Regions from separate parts of the Homo sapiens genome. Here region 2 is linked to region 1. The links are chromatin loops, found by intact Hi-C in ENCODE. Cell type or tissue: MCF 10A. All regions are shown on one strand. Each heading gives the region's core, and the rest is flanking DNA. Links, peaks and the distances in the headings are about the cores only. Region 1 overlaps KCNK5 (potassium two pore domain channel subfamily K member 5). Region 2 has its middle 52 kb from the start of SAYSD1.

Region 1 (10,563 bases), core at 1,682-9,681:
AAGATGGCAGAGAAAGCAGCCAACAAACCAACAGCGAGGCCAGGACAGTCCCAGGGGCTCACTCCATGCTCCTTCAAGCCCAAGCAATGGAGCATGAAGCAGAGCAAGAAGCCAAAACACAGATGGGGAACTGAGGCTCAAAAGACATGAATGAACAAGGACCAGAGCAATTTCCCAGTCAGGTGTTCCACCCATCCTAAAAACAGTGCCCGCCCCTCCTCCCCTTCCCCTACTCCACCTTTCCTGGCCCGGGACCCCCACCATGGGCCCTAAAAAAACCTGGAAAACTGAAAATTTTAGCCGTCCCCTTCTTCCATTCCTTCTAGATTTGTGGTGGGAAGATAGTTTTCACCCTAAGAAGAGAAATACCTGCTTAGCTGGTAAAATCACCTGATCAGTGTACATTATGAACCATAAGAGCTGAGGGATACTTGGTGCTTCCCCGCAGAGTGGGGAGGCTGGGCTGGAGCAGGCCATTAGAAGGAATCTGGAGACTATGAGCAACAAGTCAGAGATCAATGAAAAAGGATTCTCTTTCTACAGCCTGGTCCACCTCCAAGGGAGCCACTGCTGAACAATCTGAGTCCACGAGGACTGACCTGGCAAGGCAATCACACGGCTTGCACAAACACATGCTTTCTGTCAGCTGGTCCAGGGGGTGCGCTCGCCTCGGCTGTGCTTACAAGTTTTCCAGTGGATAGGACCAGAGCAGAAATGAAAGCTGACGAGGCGCAGAGGGAGGCCAGATGTGGCATTAGAAACCTCGGGTTCTGGCCCAATACTCTAGTACTGCCCAAGAGAACTCTCCGATGATGGAAATGCTCTGTATTTGCGCAGTCCCCACTGGCTACGGAGCACTAGAAATGTAGCCAGTGACTGGAGAACTAAAATTGAATTTTATTAGTTTTAATTTTAAATTAAGCAGGCAGGCTGGGTGCGGTGGCTCATGCCTATAATCCCAGCACTTTGGGAGGCCAACGTGGGTAGATCACATGAGGTCAGGAGTTCAAGACCAGCCTGACCAACATGGTGAAACCCCGTCTCTACTAAAAATACAAAAATTAGCTGGGCATGGTGGTGAATGCCTATAGTCCCAGCTACTCTGGAGGTTGAGGCAAGAGAATCTCTTGAACCCAGGAGACGGAGGTTGCAGTGAGCTGAGATCGTACCATTGCATTCCAGCCTGGACAACAAGAGCAAAACTCTGTCTCAAAAAGAAAAAAAGAAAAGAAAAAATTAAATTAAGCAGGCAGGCCAGGCACGGCGGCTCAGGCCTGTAATCCCAGCACTTTGGGAGGCTGAGGTAGGCAGATCACTTGGAAGTCAGGAGTTCAAGACCAGCCTAGCCAACATGGTGAAACCCCGTCTCTACAAAACATACAAAAATTAGCCAGGTGTGGTCGTGCATGCCTGTAATCCCAGCTACTCAGGAGGCTTGAGGCAGGATAATGGCTTGAACCCAGGAAGCAGAGGTAGCAGTGTGCCAAGATGGCACCACTGCACTCCAGCCTGGGTGACAGAGAGAGATTCTGTCTCAAAAAATAAATAAGTAAGCAGGCGTAATGATTAGTAATATCAAGTCAAAAAGGTAAAATTGCATAGCGGCATGTGGGTAGTGACTACCATACTAGTACCAAGACTGTATCAAGCACATCCTACCTGCAGCCTCCTTTGGCAGAGCCTGCCTCCCCTGGACCCTCAGGATGACCCATGCCATGGGCCACTGTCCATAGCACATTCCTGACTTTGGATTACAAACAGTCCTGTGCTGTTTCAAGTCTTGCCTGTGCTTGTGTTTTTCGTTCATCTGAAGGACAGGGCAAGTCTTGGGCCCCCACGGGACCGGGTGGAGCTGAGAGCACAGTGGGTCCAAGGCTGCACTTGTCCATGGGCCTCTGCAGGACTCCCCTCCCAGACCACACCCCCACCACCTTTGTGTGGGAAATGGATCAACACTGGAAACAGCCGGATGGGTGTCCCTGGCCCTGCCACACTCTCTTCTTGGTGACTCTCTGTCCTGGTATACTACCTCCAACTTGGTCTGCAGACCAAAGGCTCACCTAGTTTCTCTTGTCCTTCTCCTCAAAGCATTCCACAGCACTGCTGCCAAGGAAGCTAGCAGTCTGCTAGCTAAATTTAAAGACTCAAAAGACAAGAACGAACTAGGCTCGAAAGACATGAATGAACTAGGACCAGAGCATCTCCCAGTCAGGTGTTCAATACAGTCCCCGGGAACCAATCCAGGTTGGTATCCTTGGAGGGGGATTGGTTCCAAGACCCCCTGTGGATACCCAGATCTGCAGTGCTCAAGTCCCACAGTCAGTCCTTTGGAGCCCACAGATACGAAGGGTCAACTATACACTGTTAGTGATTACAAAAGTGATACTGGTTTTCAGAGTATGTTCTGCTAAAACCAGATGTTTGTATACCTCACACATTAAAAATAACCAGTGTGGAAGTGGGTAATGGTACATGCATGTATTTTATCCCTTAAAAAATTGAGTTATTTGTTATAAAAGCAATACAACCACATTACAGAAAATGTGAGAGGCAGAGAAAGAAAAAGTCATCAATAATCCTGTCTCCCCAACTCGGCCCTGCCTGGCTTCTGTTTTTAAATTGAGTTTCTATGACGCAATATTAACGGAGAGAACCACACACTTTAACTTGCATCTTCCTGCTTTCCTCACCCTCCTCATCTTGATTTTGTATAACTTGAAGTCTGGTTCATGCCTCAGGCCCACTTTGAGAAACACCAAATGGAAGCACCAGGTCCCTATTCCAGCCTGTCTAAGGGTCTCCCATGCCACAGGCCAGAGCCCACCAGTTCAATAAGCACAGATTAAATTGTGTGCAGAGCAGTGGGGAAGAGGGGTGTAAGAATGTGTATACACGGGTGGGAAGCCGGCCTCAGGCAGCTTAGAGTCTAGGGAAAATTTTAAGATGTGTACACAGGCTGGGTGTGGTGGCTCACACCTATAATCCCAGCATTTTGGGAGGCTGAGGTGGGCGGATCATGAGGTTAGAAGTTCCAGACCAGTCTGGTCAACATAGTGAAACCCCATTTTCCAGACCAGCCTGGCCAACATAGTGAAACCCCGTTTCTACTAAAAACACAAAAAATTAGCCGGGTGTGGTGGTGTGGGCCTGTAATCCCAGCTACTCAGGAGACTGAGGCAGGAGAATTGCGTGAACCCAGGAGGTGGAGGTTGCAGTGAGCCGAGATCGCACCACTGCACTCCAGCCTGGGTGATGGTGTGAGACTCTGTCTCAAAAAAAAAAAGATGTGTACACAATAACCCCAACGGTGGGTAGGTGGAGATGGAGGGTTTGACCATATGCAGCAGCTCTCAGTCTCAGAGCATTCCAAAAAGAGAGGCTGTGCCAAAACTGAGTTCTGTGAACTCTGAATTTCCAGTGTGGTTGGTGGTGACAGGAACCTTCTAGAACAGGACCCAAAAGTACCTGCCTCGGCTGTGGGAGCCTGCCCTGGGTTTAGATAGACATGCTCCCAGAGTGATGCTGACACATGCTTTCACCAGGCAACCTACTGACCTGTCCAAACAGAGCAGAGTGTCCCCAGCTAGGAGGGCACTGCATGGATGACGGGCAGAGGGGTATGGTCAGCACCAGCACATCTGCTGGCTTGGGGGAGAATCTGGCCCGGCAGGACACCCACTGCAGGGGCTAGTGACAGTTTTCCAGATTGTTTCCCAGGAGGTGGGCCCAGCTGAGGGGCAGAGGAGGGCTCTGTTGGTGCTGCCTCTGGGCTTGGGGGCTGTTGGGAGACAGGACAAAGGAGAGAGAGAAACACGGCTTCATGGTTCAGGACATTCATTAATAATTACCCTCATGCTTGGTGCTAGGTTTCGGATCCAATCAGGTAAAAACCGAGGGCTTGTAGGGAGGGAGGGCAGAGAAGGGTGCAGACCAGGCAATAGTCCCCGTGCAATGTCCTCTGACACGGGGCAGGGGAGCCTAGAGAGCAATGCAGCTAGAAAGGAGGCAACCCCCAGGCCAGGGTCAGGGGAGCCACCTAAACAGCCCAAGCCTACAGGAACTTTTCTACCTTGAAGCACACAGGCCCTCACAATATGCCCCAACCCCACTCAATTCATAATATGCATTGCATGGTGATACCTTCCCACCAACCCCAAAGGCAGAAATGATGTCCAGTACTTCATTCCCACAACCCTTAATCCAGCACTGGGCATACAGCGGGCACTAAGTGTTTAATTGGCCTTATTGAACAAGTGCTTAGCTCAGAGAGGTGCAGTGACCTGGCCTAAACACACAGCAAGTCAGCAGAGCTGGCCCAGGACTCAGCTGTCTTCTAGTCTCCCAACTGTGGGTGAGTCCAACTCTCTGGGCCATGCATTTGGGTGGATTGCAGGGCTGAGGCTAGAGTCTGGAAGATGGGGGAGGTGAGGTGTTGAAAAGCTGTTAATCAGGACACCCTCCCTTTTCCTGCTAACCCGGGGGGTGCTGACAAGACACTACTGCCTCGGCTCACCCCACTTCGCCCACTCAGCACTTATCCCCTTGGCGAGAGGCAGCCCTTCCACTCGCTGCTCTGAAGGGGGCAGGGATGCTGAGAAGAGAAGGGCACCCTTCCAAAGCTAACACTGTCAGGATGCATTCCACTGCCCGGGAGGTGAGAATTTTATTTGAACAGGAGTGATAGGGAAGGTAGGGGATGGACGTCTTTCTCCTCCAGAGAGTCTGTGAATAGGTGCCTACCTCCATCCCGCACTGGGGGCATGAGAGGAGCAGGAACCTTGCATTAGACACAAAGGGTACCCAAGCCAAAATAAACATCCATAAAGGGCCCCGCCCTGAGGTCCTTGGCATGCTACAGAATAACCTGTTCCAAGCCATGTGGGCAAGACTAAAGCGATACCCTCCCAAGGTGCAGACCACAGTCCAGCTAGAGGTTAACCCTAGGGAAACCAAATGAGTGGATGTGACACAGCATGGGTTTAGCTGACTGGCAGGTCAGACAGAAACACAGCTAAGAGGCAATTCTATCTCCCTTACGTGATTCCTCCTTGGGGGTTTTAGTCTCAGGGTCCCCTGACCACAAACCTGTCAAGCAGCAGGCGTTAGAAGCAGTAAACAAAAGTCAGGGGCCTCTTAGGGCTGTCAGGATAGTCGTAGGGGGAGGGGCTGGGGATTGAGTTAACAACCCCACCTCTGAGCTGTGGCAGCCACTTATATAGCCAAAATGTCAAACAAAACTATATATGGGGCCGGGCGTGGTGGCTCACGCCTGTAATCCCAGTACCTTGGGAGGCCAAGGCGGGCAGATCACCTGAGGTCAGGAGTTGGAGACCGGCCTGGCTAACATGGCGAAACCCTGTCTCTACTAAAAATACAAAAAAATTTGCAGGGTGTGGTGGTGCATGCCTGTAATCCCAGCTACTCAGGAGGCTGAAACTGGAGAATCGCTTGAACCTGGGAGGTGGAGGTTGCAGTGAGCTGAGATCGTACCACTGCACCCCAGCCTGGGCGACAGAGTGAGACTCCATCTCAAAACAAAACTAAACAAAACAAAAACAAAAAAACTATATATGGTCAATGTGGTCAGAAAACAGCAGTACTTTGGTGTCAGAACCTGGAAGACTGAACAGTGCAGAGCTGGGCAGCAAAGGGGCCAGCTAACACGCGCACGGGGCACTTCTTGGGTGCTGGGAGTGATGGGGTGTGTGTGGAAAACCCAGTCTCAAGGAGCAGCTTGTAGCCTAGCAAGATTCGAAAGACTGGCAGCAATTTAGGATACGGCAGCCTCTACTGCAGCTGCAGAGCTCTGGCTCTGGACTCAGAGGGCCTGGGTTCAGGCCACTAACTAGCTATGTGACCTCCACTAAGTTACTTACCCTCTGCCTCAGTTGCCTTGCAAAATTAGGTTCCCCACAGTGCCTGTCACTTATCATTGTTGGGAAGTCGACATGATGTAGGCCACGGCAGCTCCCGTTACGGCTGTCATGCGGGGCTGGTGTGACTATCCTTGCTACCACCTCCCAAAGTCCTTTCTGTCATCAGTGGATACGAACGTTGAGTTCTTTGTAAAAGTTGAAACTCACTGCCGGGCGCGGTGGTGGCTCACACCCCTAATCCCAGCACTTTGGGAGGCTGAGGCGGGCAGATCACCTGAGGTCAAGAGTTCGAGAACCGCCTGACCAACATGGAGAAACCCCGTCTCTACTAAAAATACAAACTTAGCTGGGTGTGGTGGCACATGCCTGTAATCCCAGCTACTCGGAGGCTGAGGTGGGAGAATCGCTTGAATCCGGGAGGCGGAGGTTGCAGTGAGCCGAGATCATGCCATTGCTCTCCAGCCTGGGCAACAAGAGCAAAACTCCATCAAAAAAAAAAAAAAAAAAAAAAAAAGAAAGAAAAGAAAAAGAAACTGGCTATTAGTGTGCAGGGGTGTGGAATGCCTCTCCTCTGTTAGGAGCTGGCCCCTGGAGTTTCCTGTCTGTAGTGTGGCTGACTGGGATCAACGGCAGGGGTCCAGAAAGGCGAGATCACACAAGCAGCAGAGTCCAAATCACTCAGGGCCACAGCCAGGGCTTTGGCTTAGTCTAAGGGCAAAGGAGGAGATGCTGGCGGGTCTTCTGAGTTTTGAGATCACGATCTCACTGTCAGGATCCTTGACTGCTGGAGCAGTGATCTGATGGGAGCCCTACTAGGACACGTGGCAATCCCCTTTCAGCTCATCTCTTCTTTGGGGCACTGCTTCCAAGAAGCCTTCCCTAATTGCCCCCACTTAGCTCTAATTGCTCTTTTATTGTACTTCCCCCACCCCTGGTGAGCAGAGTAACCTTGGGCAAGTTACATAACCTCCAAAGGTCTGGGCCTTGACTCAGGAGGCTGGAGGCCAGTTAAATAACCACTAAGCTCCCTCCAGCCTCACATTTTATGATTTGCCGCCACGAGAAATGCCCAGAGCGTGAGCCACCCCCTGCCAACCTCCAAGACAGGCTGGAGAAACCAGCCAACAGCTCCTTGGGCGCAGACGCAGGAGGAGCAAAGTCCAGGGCTGGAGAGACTCCCTGGGGAGCAGGGAGGCATCGGATCCTTTCTGCCTGAGGCCCTGGCTGGCCCAGAAAAACATCCTCCTTTCCCAGCCTGGGGTTCAACACAATTTCAACTTTTGCCTCTTATCTGGAAAACTAGTGGGAGGAGAAGCTGGTGCTCAAGATCACAGGAACGGGTGTGTTGGGGCAGGTTAGGAAATCAGGTAGGTCAGTTTAGTGTAAGTAGAAGGAGTCTGCACCCCAAAATACCATCAAGAGCTTTTTTGACTTACAGGCCTTTTTTTTTTTTTTTTTTGAGATGGAGTCTAGCTTTGTCACCCAAGCTGGAGTGTAGAGGCGCGATTTTGGCTCACTGCCACCTCCGCCTCCCAGGTTCAAGCGATTCTCCTGCCTCAGCCTCCTGAGTAGCTGGGAGTACAGGTGCCCACCACCACGTCCAGCTAATTTTTGTATTTTTAGTAGAGAGAGGGTTTCACTGTGTTGGCCAGGCTGGTCTTGAACTCCTGACCTTGTGATCCACCCGCCTAGGCCTCCCGAAGTGGTGGGATTATAAGCATGAGCCACCACGCCCAGCCTATGGGCCATTTTAAAAGGGATTAGAAATAAAGTGAGAATGACCCAGAGAAGAAAGGCCTGGATCTGGGTAGGCCGTGTTGTTAGAGTAATCTGAACTTGGTTCTAGAGACTGTTCTGCCCCCAGCTAATCCTCACCAGGCCTTGGTGTCCCCATCTAGTGAATGGGATGGCATCCATTTGGCTGCCAGACCTCCCAGAGTCAGGCCCACAAAAGTCATAGAAGGGAGGTCTCAGAAGAATGGGTCCGCAGAGACCCATGGTAAGGGCAGGTTGGGATGCACACGAGCACAGTCTGTGTAGCTGCAAGCCTCTTAGAGGACTGGGTGGTGTACCTGGTGCTGCTGGCAACACCCTGCAAATACTTCTGCTCCTTCCCCCTGGAGTGGTGCAGGCTCCAGTCATGCCAAAGGTGCCCCCAGCTAGGGAACTGCCCTTCTCCACTGCAAACAGTGTGGGCCTCCCCGCCAACTGCACTTCTCAGAAGCCTCTGAAAATTAAAGAAGTCTTCACAAGGAAGGGTCAAGGGGATGTTTTTCTCCTGCCCCAGCTCGTCCAACTTGCCCTCTTGGTTTCCACAGAGAGGCAGGGACCAGGGCTGATTCTCTTGCAGCAGTCCTTGAACAGGTCTGGACACACAGTATGTGCTTAGTAAAATATCTGCTGAATGAGGAGCTGGATGGTTTGCTCTGTCTCAAGTTCCTTGAAAGCAAAAACCACGGCTGCCCTCCAGCACCAAGGGCAGACCTGCTCAGTGTACTCTTGCTGACCTCTGCTGCCTGGGCCTTATTTCACAGGGGAAAGGAATTCGGGAAAAGTTGATGGAACAAGGGATGGGGGATAGGGGAAGAAGAAGAGGGGGCTCCTGGAGATAAACAGACTCAGGCAGGGAGAGCAGTTTATTCTGTAAAGTCCCTCCCTCAAAGGGGAGAGGATAACAATAAGCTGGTCTTGAAGGCTGCCTCGAGCTGGAAGCTGCACTGAGTGAGCTTTACAGGCATTTCCTCTTGCGAGGGGGGTATAATTAGTTCCATTTTCAGATGATGCAATGTGCTCAAGGCCTCACAATTTGTAAAGGCAGAGAGGTGGTATTAAATCCCAGGTGTGACTTGAATACCTGTCCTTAACCAGGTTCCACTCCAGCCTGGGCAACAGAGTGAGACTCTGTTTCAAAAAATAATAATAATAAAAATAAAATAATGGCACCCCTACCCCTTCCATGACTTAGAGCCTGTGAGACCAAGGACCAGAGTCTGGGCCTGGGGCACCTGGCTTCATTCACTCTGCTGTGACCTTGCAAGAGGCTTGGCTGCACTGACTAGACTTCCAACCAAAAGGGCCACACAGCTTTTGGCATCCCCCTGAGCTGAGCACAGTGCTGGACAGACGGACACAACAAACTGAGCAAGACTGAAATCCACACACTCACTGAGCATCCTGAGAGCTAGGCCTGGCAACACAGGCCCAGGGCTGGGAAGACATGGCCACTGCCCACGAAGGTTGCAAATGGTCTAGCTGGACCTAACTAGCACTCCAAGCCTTTCTGAATGAATGGACGAGTCCAGAGAGGGAAAATATGGCCAGGGGCACACAGCATAAACCGGAGTACAGGTAAAAGTAGAACACAGGTTAGAATCAGTTTTCTGCTACACAGTAGTTCAGATGAGGGTTCCTCATCCCTAGCCCCAAGCACAGAAGCACTCAGACAAATGGAAGGGGGCTCTGCTGTGTCCTCCCCACCCAGTGTGGCCAACAAGGCCCCTGGCAGCCCTGCAGGACTGGAGACTACACCGTTGAACAAAGGGGGTCCTGCTACCAGCTGCACAGCTTCTCTCCCAGACTCAGGGGGCAAGCATCCCCGCTCATAGCAGGGGCCCAGCTAAGCAGCTGCAGCCAGATTACAGTGGGGCACGGGAGGTGACAACAGCCAGAAGTACACAGCCCTGCCTAAATATTTCAGCAGGAAACCCAAATATTTAGATGGAGGAGAGGAAAAAGAATGCACATTTCAAAGCCAATCAAAGATGAGAGGGGAGGTGGGTGGTGTCTGCCTCGAGTGAGGGCCCAGCTCTGATCCCAGACCCTGGGTAACCATCATCCCAGGAGAATACCCATGAGACCATCTGGACGCAGGAATTCTCCAGAAAATTTTTAACCAAGGCCTGGGACAAGCCAGGACTGAGCAGAGCCCTGCTAGAAGAGAGAAAGAAGGAAACCGTCCCTATTTTTAGGTGTTGACCATCAACTGTTTTAGGTGGTTAATTTGCAGGACACAGAAAACAGTGGGTGACTGACTCCAGTAGGAGAAACTTGATGGGTTTTATCATGTTCCCTTGTCCCCATCTCCAGATTAGGAGCTCACTGCATGATGGGTCCTGCAGGGTGGTGTCAGGGACAGAGTACACAGAGGAACTGGGTACAGGAACAGCAGTTAATACGTAGCCAGTCACCTGTTACATGTGCCAAACACACTAACATGTTAACATAGACCCTATGGGCATGACGGACATACCGTACTATTATCCCATTTTGCAGATGAGATGACTAGCTCAATGAAGTCACACAGCTCAGTATCCTGAACTCTTAGCCCCATGCACCCTAAGACTCTGAGGACACCACATATGCCCTGCACTTTCTCGCCTCTATGCTTTGCTCCCTGCTTTGCCCCACCTTCAAGGTAGCCTCACATAGAAGAGAATAGTTCACAGTGTGAGCTCTGGGTTCAAAACCTCATCCTTCCACTTCCTAGCTACATAGCCTCAGACAAGTTATTCAATCTCTATGGTCCATTCTGTTGCTTCTACTGTGAGGTCGAGCTGATCACAGAATTTACTGCAGAGGGTGGCTGCCATGATTCAGTGAGATGATGCACATCAGTGGCTCCCACAGCCTGTGGCCCCCACAGCCTGTGGCCAAGTAAGTGCTTGTAACTATTGGTTGCCCAAGCCTG
Region 2 (10,563 bases), core at 1,192-9,191, 50 kb before region 1:
AAGACAATGTGGTATTGGGAAAGGGTAGACATATAGGTCAATGGAGCAGAGTCCAGAAACAGACTCATATAAATATGATCGATTTTTTTTCCAAAAGTGCAAAGACAATTCAGTGGTATATTTTCAACAAATGGTAGGCTGGGCATGGTGGCTCATGCCTGTAATCCTAGTACTTTGGGAGGCCAAGGCGGGAGGATCGATTGAGCCCAGGAGTTTGAAACCAGTCTGAGCAACATAGCAAGACCCTGTCTTAAAAAACAAACAAACAAACAAAGATGCTGGGACCAGTAGACAGACATATACTTTAAAAATGAACGTATAACTCCCAACTTATATAAAAATTAACCTAAGATGGATCATAGTCCTAAATATAAAATGTGAAATCATAAAACTCTCATAAGAAAACATCAGGAAAAATCTCTGTGACCTTGAGTTTGCCAAAGAGTTCTCAGATATAACACCAATATCATCCACAAAAGAAAACAAGATAAACTTAACTTCATGAAAATTAACAACTTTACTCTGCTAAGGACACTGTTAAGACAGTGAAAATTCAAGCCACAGAATGGGAGAGAAAATATTTGCCAATCATTTGTCTGACAAAGAATTCGTATCCAGAATATATAAAGAACTGTCAAAACTCAATGAGAAACACACAACCTGATTTTTAAAAATAGACAAAAAGGGCTGGGCGCAGTGGCTCACACCTGTAATCCCAACACTTTGGGAGGCCAAGGCAGGCGGATCATGAGGTCAGGAGATCGGGACCATCCTGGCTAACATGGTGAAACCTCGTCTCTACTAAAAATACAAAAAATTAGCCAGGCATAGTGGCAGGTGCCTGTAGTCCCAGCTACTCGGGAGGCTGAGGCAGGAGAATGGTGTGAACCTGGGAGGTGGAGCGTGCAGTGAGCTGAGATCGCGCCACTGTACTCCAGCCTGGGCCACGTAGTGAGACTCCGTCTCAAAAAAAAAAAAAAAAAAAATAGACAAAAAGTTTGAAGCAACATTTCACCAAAGAAGTTATTCAGATGACAACACACACATAAAGACATGCTCATCATTTAGTCATTAGGGAAATACAAAATTAAAATAACCATGATGTATCCTTACAGACCTAGTAGAATGGCTATGGCTAAACATTTTTTGAATACCTGACAATACCAAGTGCTATCAAGGATGTAGGAGCAACTTTCCTATGTTGTTGGTGGGAATAATAAATAGTACAGCAATTCTGGAAATGGTGTGTCGGTTTCTTATAGTTATGTATACACTTACCACACAACCTCACATTCCCACTCCTGGGTATTTATTCTAGAGAACTGAAATTTGTTCATACAAAAATCCGTCCACAAATGTTTATAGCAGCACAATTCATAATCACCCAAATTGGGAATAACCCAAATATTCTTCAATTGGTGAACAAATAAACTGTGATACATCCATACCATGGATAAACAAACCATACAATAAAAAAAAATAATAAAATCAGCCAGGCATGGTGGCTTATGCTTGTAATCCCGGCACTTTGGGAGGCTGAGGCAGGCAGATTACTTGAGGTCAGGAGTGAGAGACCAACTTGGCCAACATGGTGAAACCCCGTCTCTACTAAAAATACAAAAATTAGCCAGGTGTGGTGGCACACGCCTGTAATCCCAGCTATTCGAGAGGCTGAGTCAGGAGAATTGCTTGAACCCAGGAGGCTAAGGTTGCAGTGAGCTGAGATCATGCCACTGCACTGCAGCCTGGGAGATAGAGCAAGATTCTGTCTCAAAATAATAATAATAATAATAATAATAATAAAATAATAAATAATAGAAGTAGCAATAAAAAAGGACAAACTGCAGATGCATGTAACAACTTGGATGGATCTCAAAGGCATTATGCTGAGTCTCAAAAGATTACATACTGTGTGATTCCATTCATATGGCCTTCTGAAAAAGGTGGTAGGGACATGCACTAGGCTAAGTAATGCCCCAAAATGTATTACTGGAGTCTGTGAATGTTAACACATCTGGCAAAAAAGAATTTTGCAGGTGTGATTAAGTATCTGGAGATGGGTCTCTTAATCACAAGTGTCCTTATAAGACGGAGGCAGGAGATTTGACACAGAAGAATTGGTGATAGGAAGAGGGAACTGAGAGAGAGACTTGGAGATGCTAGCCATGGAGATTAGGCTAGTGTGCCCACAAGTCAAGGAATGCTGGCAGCCACCAGAAGCTGGAAGGGGCAAGGAATGGATTCTCCCCTAGAAATTTCAGTGTTGGAAATGTGGCCCTACCGACACCTTGATTGTGGCCCCATGATGTTGAAGTTGTACTTTGGGACTCCAGAACTTTGAGAGAATAAATCTCAGTTTTCGAAGCCACTAAATTTGTGGTAATTTGTTACCTCAGCCACAGGAAATGAATACAGGACAGAAAACAGATCAGTGGTTTCCAGGGCTTGGCACTCCCCAGGGTGCTGCCATGGTTCTGTAGCCTATTTGTAGTGGTGGTTACAAGAATCTAGGCATATGTCAAAATTCATAAAAATTAAACACCAAAAAACTGAATACTACTGTATTTAAAATTTTTAAAAATCAATCAATCAATCATTCAGGCCAAGTGCGGTGGCTCATGCCGGTAATCCCAGCACTTTGGGAGGCCGAGGTGGGCAGATCACTTGCGGTGAGAAGTTCGAGACCAGCCTGACCAATATAGTAAAACCCGTCTTTACTAAAAATACAAAAATTATCTAGGTGTAGTGGCAGGCGCCTGTAGTCTCAGCTACTCAAGAGGCTGAGGCAGGAGAATTGCTTGAACCCAGGAGGCAGAGGTTGCCATGAGCCGAGATCACACCACTGCACTCCAGCCTGGGTGACAGAGCATGACTCCATCTCAAAGAAAAAAAAATCAATCAATCAATAAAAACTTAAAATTAAAAAATCTATATACTGGGGTCTCAAAAGAAGAAGTGGTCCCAGCCTCCTCCAAGCTCTGAGAGGCCCTGGAAGAATGCTGAGGGGAAGCCAGGTCTCCAGCCCGTGTGACTCCAGGGCCATTACAGGAAGTGGAGAAAGGGATTGGTGTGAGGTGTGTGTGTGTGGAGGGGAGGAATCATCAAGCTGTCCTAGACACAGTGAACTTGAGGAGACCTAAGGCTTTCCAGGTGGTGATGTGGAAGGCAGTTGGAAACCATGTCTCTGGGAGAGGCAGAACAGTGTGTAGGAGACACGCGAGTGCACTGATTATGAGCATAGATTTTCACATAACGCAACGTATATGAGCTATGTGGCTTTGGCAAGTTACTTAGCCTCTCTGAACCTCAGTTTCATCTTCTTTAAAATGGGACAATCCTCAAGCAAGGATTCCATGAGGGAACGGCAGTAAACACTTAACCTTGTGCCTGCCACGTGATAGAGCAGGAAACATGAGCTGGGACAATTATTGTCAGGACAGTGATTGACCTCGAAGTGACTTAGAATTGGATTTGGGATCATTGCAGAGATTCAAGATGGATGCCACAGGAGTGGTGAGGGCCTGCAGAAGAGACTGAAGACTAGAGGGTGGAGGCAGAGCTGGAGATGAGGGGCTGCTCTGGAGGCAGGAGCACAGCCAGGTAGCTGAAAGAGGATGCAATGGTGTGTATTCGTTTGCTAGGGCAAACTAATATGTTTGCTGCCATAACACAGTACCACAAACTAGGTAGTTGAGAACAACAGAAATCTATCTCACAGTTCTGGAGGTCAGAAGTCTGAGATCAAGGTCCGTGGAGTTGGTTCTTTCCGGGGGCTCTGAGGGAGAAATCTGTCCTGTGCCTCTTCCAGTAGCTTCTAGGTGGTTCTGGGGTGCTGCTATAACAAATACTTAAAAATGCAGAGGTAGATTTGGAATTGGATAATGGGTGGAGGCTGAAAGCATTGGAAGGCGCATGACAGAAAAAGCCTAGATTACCCTCAAAGAGATTGTTGCTAGAAATATGAATATCTCTCTCTCTCTTTTTTTTTTAACCTTTGTGGAAACAGTCTCACTCTTGCCCAGGCTGGAGTGCAGTGGTGCGATCCGGCTCACTGCCACCTTCACTTCCTGGGTTCAAATGATTCTGGTGCCTCAGCCTCCCAAGTAGCTGGATTACAGGCACCCACTACCATGCCTGGCTAATTTTTCTTTTTCTTTTTCTTTTTTTTTTTTAGTAGAGATGAAGTTTCGCCATGTTGGCCAGGCTGGTCTCAAACTCCTGGCCTTGAGTGATCAGCCCATCTTGGCCTCCCAAAGTGCTGAGATTACAGATGTGAGCCATGGTGCCTGGCAGCAATATGAATGTTAAAGGTGCTTCCAGTGAGGTCTCAGACAGAAATGAAGAGCACGTTGAAAACTAGAGGAAAGGCGATCCTTGTTATATTACCTCAGAGCTGGGGGAGAATAAACCTGGTGGTCTCTGTGCATCAATTGTCCAGCAGACCTGAGGGCTCTAATGTCTGGCTATAGTATTGCACCATGGGGCCAGCATGAGGCTCAACAGAGGAGGACAGGAGGGACATGGTCCCAGCTCCTGGTGGGGAATTGCTGGGATCTGGGGAGCTTTGCAGACAAGATGAATTTCTTAAAGGCAAAGGGTGATGAATCCTGAGGGCCTGTCTCTGGGGTCCCTCAACTGCAAATTCCTTCTTCCCACTCTCCTCTTCACCTTTGTCTCCCACAAACTCCCCAGCGCTGCTTTCTCCTGGCAGAAGCCTTCCAGCCTCACCCCTCTCTGCCCAGGGCTTTTTGCAAAAGGTGTCTCACAAGCCCTCGCAACAGCTCCTGAGGCCTGTGGGATGGGAACTGTGAGTCTCATTTTATAAACAAGAACATGGAGGCTCAGAGAGGTTATCAGACTTATCCAAGTCACACAGCATGTTGAGGACAGCAGTATTCACGCCCTGGTCTCTATACTCCCAGGCCGGAGCTGGACACACCGCACCACGTGGCTTTGGTTTCTGATGGTTCTTGCTTTGGGAGCCTTGGCCTGAAGGAGAAAGGGAAGCCAGAGGCAGATTCCCTGAGTTATCTGGTTCTGATCCCAGCCAGAGAGCATCTGGCTTTGGGGGAGGTCTTCGTCCTCCAGGCACTTAGAGCATCCCCACTGCAGGGACAGGACGCTTCGGCTTTGCTGGCGGCATGACCACAAGGGGGCAGTGGCGCTGCATGTGACGATCTACGGGCGGGAGGGACTCGAGGTCTCCAGAGACGGGCAGGTGGCTCTGCTTCCCTGCGACACCCTCAGAGCCCCCAGCTGCCAGCATCCTGCCCAGACACCTCTCCTCCAATGAGCGCTCATCAGCCTTCAGAATACATAACTTTGACTCTCAATGGTCTCTTCTGGGTTTCCCTTAGCTGGGGCGGGGCTTGCTGCTGGAGAAGCCTCCATCTCCCACCACAAACTCCCACATTCAGCCCCGACTCGAAATTACTGGAGTCCCCTTCACTCCATGCTTCCTCCTCCTTCTCTCCCCTTCCTCGGGAGCTTAGAATTTGAAGAGGACAGCTCCTCCAGGTGTTCTCAAAGTGGGTTCCACAGAGCCTGTGAGATCCCTAAGGGAACCCCCTAGGAACGTGTGGGGAGCAAGGTGGGCTGGACAGGGACTTGGAACTGTTGGAAGAAGAGTCCAAAAGTCCATGCCCACACAACCGGCTGAGACTCTGTCACCCGTCCCACAGTCATTAACCAAGCACCTGCTATGGGCTGGGCATCTAGACACTCGGGAGACAACAGAGAGCAAAACAAAGATCCCAGCCTTTGAGAGACTTAAATGCCATGGGGAGTTCTGTTTGTTCTGCATCAAAGCAAAAATGATAAGAGAGATAATTTACAAACCCAGCACACATCACCTAATTGTATGGCTGCTGGGCCCAGGCAGCACCCTCCTTGTGATCTTTCTTTTCTTCTTATTCCTGGTCCTTCTCTTCCATCTTTCCTGGCTCCTGGACACCTCCTTCAAGGCAAGAGCTCATGACAGGCAAGAAGGGACCCACACAGGGCAAGGGATGAGTGGGGAGAGAGCTTGCCACATGGGGAAGGGCAGGAAGAGGGGATGCCAGAGGCCCCGCGGTAAAGCCCCTCGGCCCATCACTCAGCCCATGAATCTGGTGTGCTGGAGCCTGAGGAGTCAAGAAGAAGGACTGCTTGGCAGGGACGGCCTTAGTCCAGAGACCTCACACTCCAACCCTCTCTGCCCCACAGCAGCGGGAAGGGAAGAGTGAGGGAATGGGATGGAGGGGCAGCACTCAGTGGGCAGAGTCTGGGCAGACCTTGGGGAGTCCCAGAGTCATGTCTGTTAAGAAGATCCAAGCCAGACCTCCCTGAACTCCAGCCCAGAAACAGACTGCTGTTCCCTGAGTGTTTCTACAGAAGCTGCCGAAACTCAGGGAAAGTGAACTCATCCCACACGTGTGGGAGACACATATGCAGAGTACAAAACAGTCCTCAGGGGACCAGCTTCTCAGGGAGCCCCAGTCTGATGGAGACACAGCCCCGTCCTCAGGGAGCCCCAGTCTGAGGGGAGACACAGCTGCATCCTCAGGGAGCACCAGTCTGAGGGAGACACAGCCTCGTTCTCAGGGAGCCCCAGTCTGAGGGGAGACAGAGCCCCGAGCTCAGGGAGCCCCAGTCTGAGGGGAGACACAGCCCAGTCCTCAGGTAGCCCCAGTCTGAGGGGAGAAGCAGCCGCAGTCTGGAGTGGAGAGAGACTCCACCTCTAGCGTCTTGGATGGGCTATTCCTGTCCCTCCCTGCCGCTGTCTTTCTGCCTCTCTATTCCTTTTTCTCTCTCATGTAAGTGCATTCACACAAACACATCTACACACACACAACCATATGCAGACATTCAGAAAGAAGTCTTAAAAGCACTCAAGACTACATCTCAATATCTGCGAAGAGCATAGCTCAAACTCCAAGCACAAGACCAAACCCACCTCTCTGACTGTGTCGTGAGTCAGGAAAGTCCTTGAGGTTGAGCTGCCAAGAGTGAGGTCCAAGCCTCACTGGAACTCACGGGCTTTGAATCCTGTTGCACCCTCTGAGGGTTTGAGAGTGAGAGCCCTCACCTGCTGACCTATCCTCATCTGCATGGTAACTTTCTAGCTCTGATACTGGGTCAGACTGCAGAGGAAGCAGATCCTGAGGACTAGGAGCACTTAAAGTGACTGAGAACATCGAGGGATGGGGTGATGTGGGATAGTGAGGCTGACCACCCAGCTGTCCAAGCTCCCTATGGGAGGCCAGGCCAAGAAGTAAAGAATACCCCCGCCCTCGTACCTCCCTCACACACATGCTTGTCTTAACTCCCAGAGCCCTGGGCGCCAACAGGAGTTAGCACCCTCCAAGGTTCTGTCCCATGGTTCTTGTTTGGGCCTCTGTGCAGGGGGGGGTCAAGGGCCTGGGCAGGAGGGACCCTAAATGGGTTCTGGTCCAATAATATTTGGAAACTACCCTTTTTGTCACTTGCATGACCCTAGTCACTTTCTGTTGCAAGAAAAGGGACACCCCAATTCATTCATAAACATCATGGAAAGCAGAAGAATTAACACTGTTCAAATGAGAGGTGGAAGAAAGGAAGAATTCATGAGTGATCTAGGGACGTAGAGAAGCTCCGAAATCAACTTTTCTAGCACTCTTTAAACTCAAGACTGATTCCCTTCCTTGCAGTCTGGTCCAGAGGCAGAGGGATGAAACACTGACATCTCTAACTCCTAAGGCTCAAAGTGGCAAGATCACCTATCCCTCAGGGACAGTCACGCTGCCAGTGATGTGGAGCTCACTCTCTCTAAGCTCCCCTGGCTTTGCTAGACGGCCCTGTGTGGTGGGATTTGGAATGTGAGGCTGCTGGGACCCCTGTCCTCCACCTGGTCACAGGTGACTCTAGCAAAGAAGAAGGTGGCGTGCTGAGCCATGCGTTCCATTTTACAATGAGCCCCAGAGTCTTCCTGGCTGAGACTGGGAGCTCCTTCTTGAAAGACGGATTTCACAGATGAGATTTTGCTCTGAAGTGGCCCCATTGTGCTTCCAGACGGCACAAGGGAGGTGGGGGTAGTGCGGTGAGGAGGCTTGGCTCTGGGCTGTGCTGTGATGAAGGTACATTCGCCAAGGGCGCTGCCTGGTCCCATCAACAGGGTGGGGGTGGGAGGCGGGTGTCCGGGCCTGGCATGATGCCTCTTGCCTTGGCATTTCCCACGCCTGGATTATGGTTCAGCCAGACTTCCTGTGCAGGTCTGGCCAGTCCTGAGCCCTGGGGGGCAGCGGAAGCTGTGTATGCCCTAGGGCTATGCTGCCTGTCTGGTGGACAAACAAGATGTTTATTCAGTGAAGGCAAAAGGAGAAGCCCAGGGATGAAGCTGCTGGTGCCCTAGCCCTTCCTTCCTGCCTTCCCCCTCCCAATGCCACACACACCCCAATCCAAAGCTCAGAGCACTAGAGTCAGAGCCCCAGGAAGACACACAGGCACACCCAGATGTCAACACTGAGGACCCCATGGGCAGACAGACACACAGCACACACATACACCCACCGTACAACAAGGGAAACTCTGTGGACAAGTCTATGTTCTCTTTTCTGATATAACCTTCCTACACACATAGCCTTTGTGTTTTAAAGTCAATTAACCCTGGAAAAACACAAAGTTAAAGGGGTGGCGCCGGTCCAAGAGTGTCACAGCAGCCACCAGTGCCAAGACGGAGAATTGGCCTTGAGAGGGTAGGAGGTGGTGGCTGGCAGCAAGGGCAGGGCATCCAGGGTACAGTTGCCAGGTTTGTGGTGTGGCGCCTCTGGGGTGGACAGATTGGGCCTTGATCTTGGATGCTGTCCTGGGAGGCTAATAGGATGAAAGACCTACCTCCCCAGACTAAAGAGCCAGGCTCTGGGGCAAAGAAGAAGGTGGCGTGCTGAGCCATGCGTTCCATTTTACAGGGAGACCCAGAGCCTTCCTGGCTGAGACTGGGAGCTCCTTCTGGAAAGACAGATTTCACAGATGAGAGGCAGAACAGAGCAGAGCAGGGAAGTGGACAGATGGACTCCTAGAGGGAATCTGGGGCCCTCTAGGGCTATGCTACCCACAAGTGTGGTTCATGCACCAGCAGCATCTTAGAAATGCAGAATCTTGGGTCAACCCAGACCTACTGAATCAGAGACTGGTTATTCATATACATATGAAAGTTTCTGAGGCACCTCTCTAGGAGCTTCCTGGACCCTGGATGAGAGTTTTCCCCTGGGTAAGTCATGGATTACAACATCACTCCTGGTAGACTGTACTCTTGGGTTTGGAAGACACCTTAGGAGGTCAGCCCAGCTATTTCCCAAGCTCCAGGTGGGGTTACAGCCCTGGCCTTTCAGGTGGATTCATTCATTCATTTCACACGTTTGCTGTGGCACCATTCCAGGCATTAGGGATCAAACAATAAGTAAAAGCCAGACCTGGTCTCTGCCCTTTTGGAGCTCTCAGTCTAGTGGGACTGACAGGTAAGATTTTCCTGAAGAAGTGTCGCTTGAGTTGCATTTTGAAAAGGTCAACTTGGTGAAAAGAGGAGAGAAGCATATTTTAGGCAGTGGAACAGCTCATGTAAAGGCCCTGAGGCGAAACAGTGTATGGCTGGTTTTTAGAACTGAAAGGTCAGTGTGGCCAGGGAGCAGAGAGTGGGGAAGACCCTTGCATCTGATGAGATGAGTGCCTCCAGTAAGGTCTCTGTGCCTGCCATACCCTTTGATTAGTAGGTTACGGAGAACCTTAGGATATTAGAAAGTGAAGGAACCTTGGCCTTCATTCAGGCCAATGCTTTGAACCTGGCTTCAAGCCTCAGCTCCATTATAAATTAACTGTAAATGTGACCTTGGGTCATTGTTTTCTCATCCGAAAAATATCCAGTCAGGGGTGCAAGAAGTGACACCTACTTCGTCTAGACTAGGAGGGTGTCACAGAAGGCTTCATCAAGGAGCTATTTTTATTAGGACACATAATAGGCTGCTATAAAAAGAGACTGCAAATACAGAGACTTAAACAAGAAACACTTTGATTTCTCTCTCATGTAAACGTCTGAGTAGATGGTCCACAATATGGCAACTCAATGGTGGGGGAAGCCATGTGCCTTCTGCCTTATTGCATGGCCACCTTCAGCATATAGCTTCTGTTTCATATGGTCTAAAGTGATTGTTCCAGCTCCTGCCATCACATTTGCACTCCTCTTCCTTTTAAAGGCACTATCCAGAGGTTGCACACGCCATGTCTGCTCATATCTCGTTGGGACATAAGTCAGTCATGTGACCACATGTAGCTGCAAGGGAGTCTGAGAAATGTAATCTTTAGCTAGGGAGCCAGCTACAAATTCAATTACTGTGTAAGAATAGGAGAATGAATATTAAGAGGCAACAAGTAGTCTCTGCCACAGGGGATGACCCAGGGTTTGAAGGTGAAGTTGGGAGCCAGGGCTCTCCAAGCTTCTTCTCTGCCTTGAGCTGCCCTAGCCTGCTTCACTGAATTCAACAGGGCCAGGCTCCATCTTGCTCCATAATCCACCCCTATTCCTGCCAACTTCAGGAAGTCAACTCAGCCTGC

The links. Hi-C counts contacts between places; a loop is a spot of excess contacts. Peaks named below come from ENCODE experiments on the same cell type or tissue, not always from the same donor. Only the 100,000 strongest peaks of a DNase experiment are listed, where the experiment ranks them.
Region 2: a loop joins it to region 1, with 4 times the contacts of the local background. A loop is called at or near these places in 8 of 110 quality-filtered maps.

What each region holds. Positions count from the first base shown.
Region 1 is chr6:39,210,754-39,221,316 of GRCh38, forward strand. The region is part of intron 1 of KCNK5 (potassium two pore domain channel subfamily K member 5); the gene reads right to left. Among named protein-coding and RNA genes, the nearest start is that of KCNK5, 13 kb to the right of the region's middle. RefSeq lists an enhancer at 3,324-3,493. In MCF 10A, for the core only: no CTCF peak of the experiment used is centred there; DNase peaks (open chromatin) are centred at 4,788 and 6,978.
Region 2 is chr6:39,161,442-39,172,004 of GRCh38, forward strand. No RefSeq gene overlaps it. Among named protein-coding and RNA genes, the nearest start is that of SAYSD1, 52 kb to the left of the region's middle. In MCF 10A, for the core only: a CTCF peak has its summit at 5,161 (motif pointing right); a DNase peak (open chromatin) is centred at 5,150.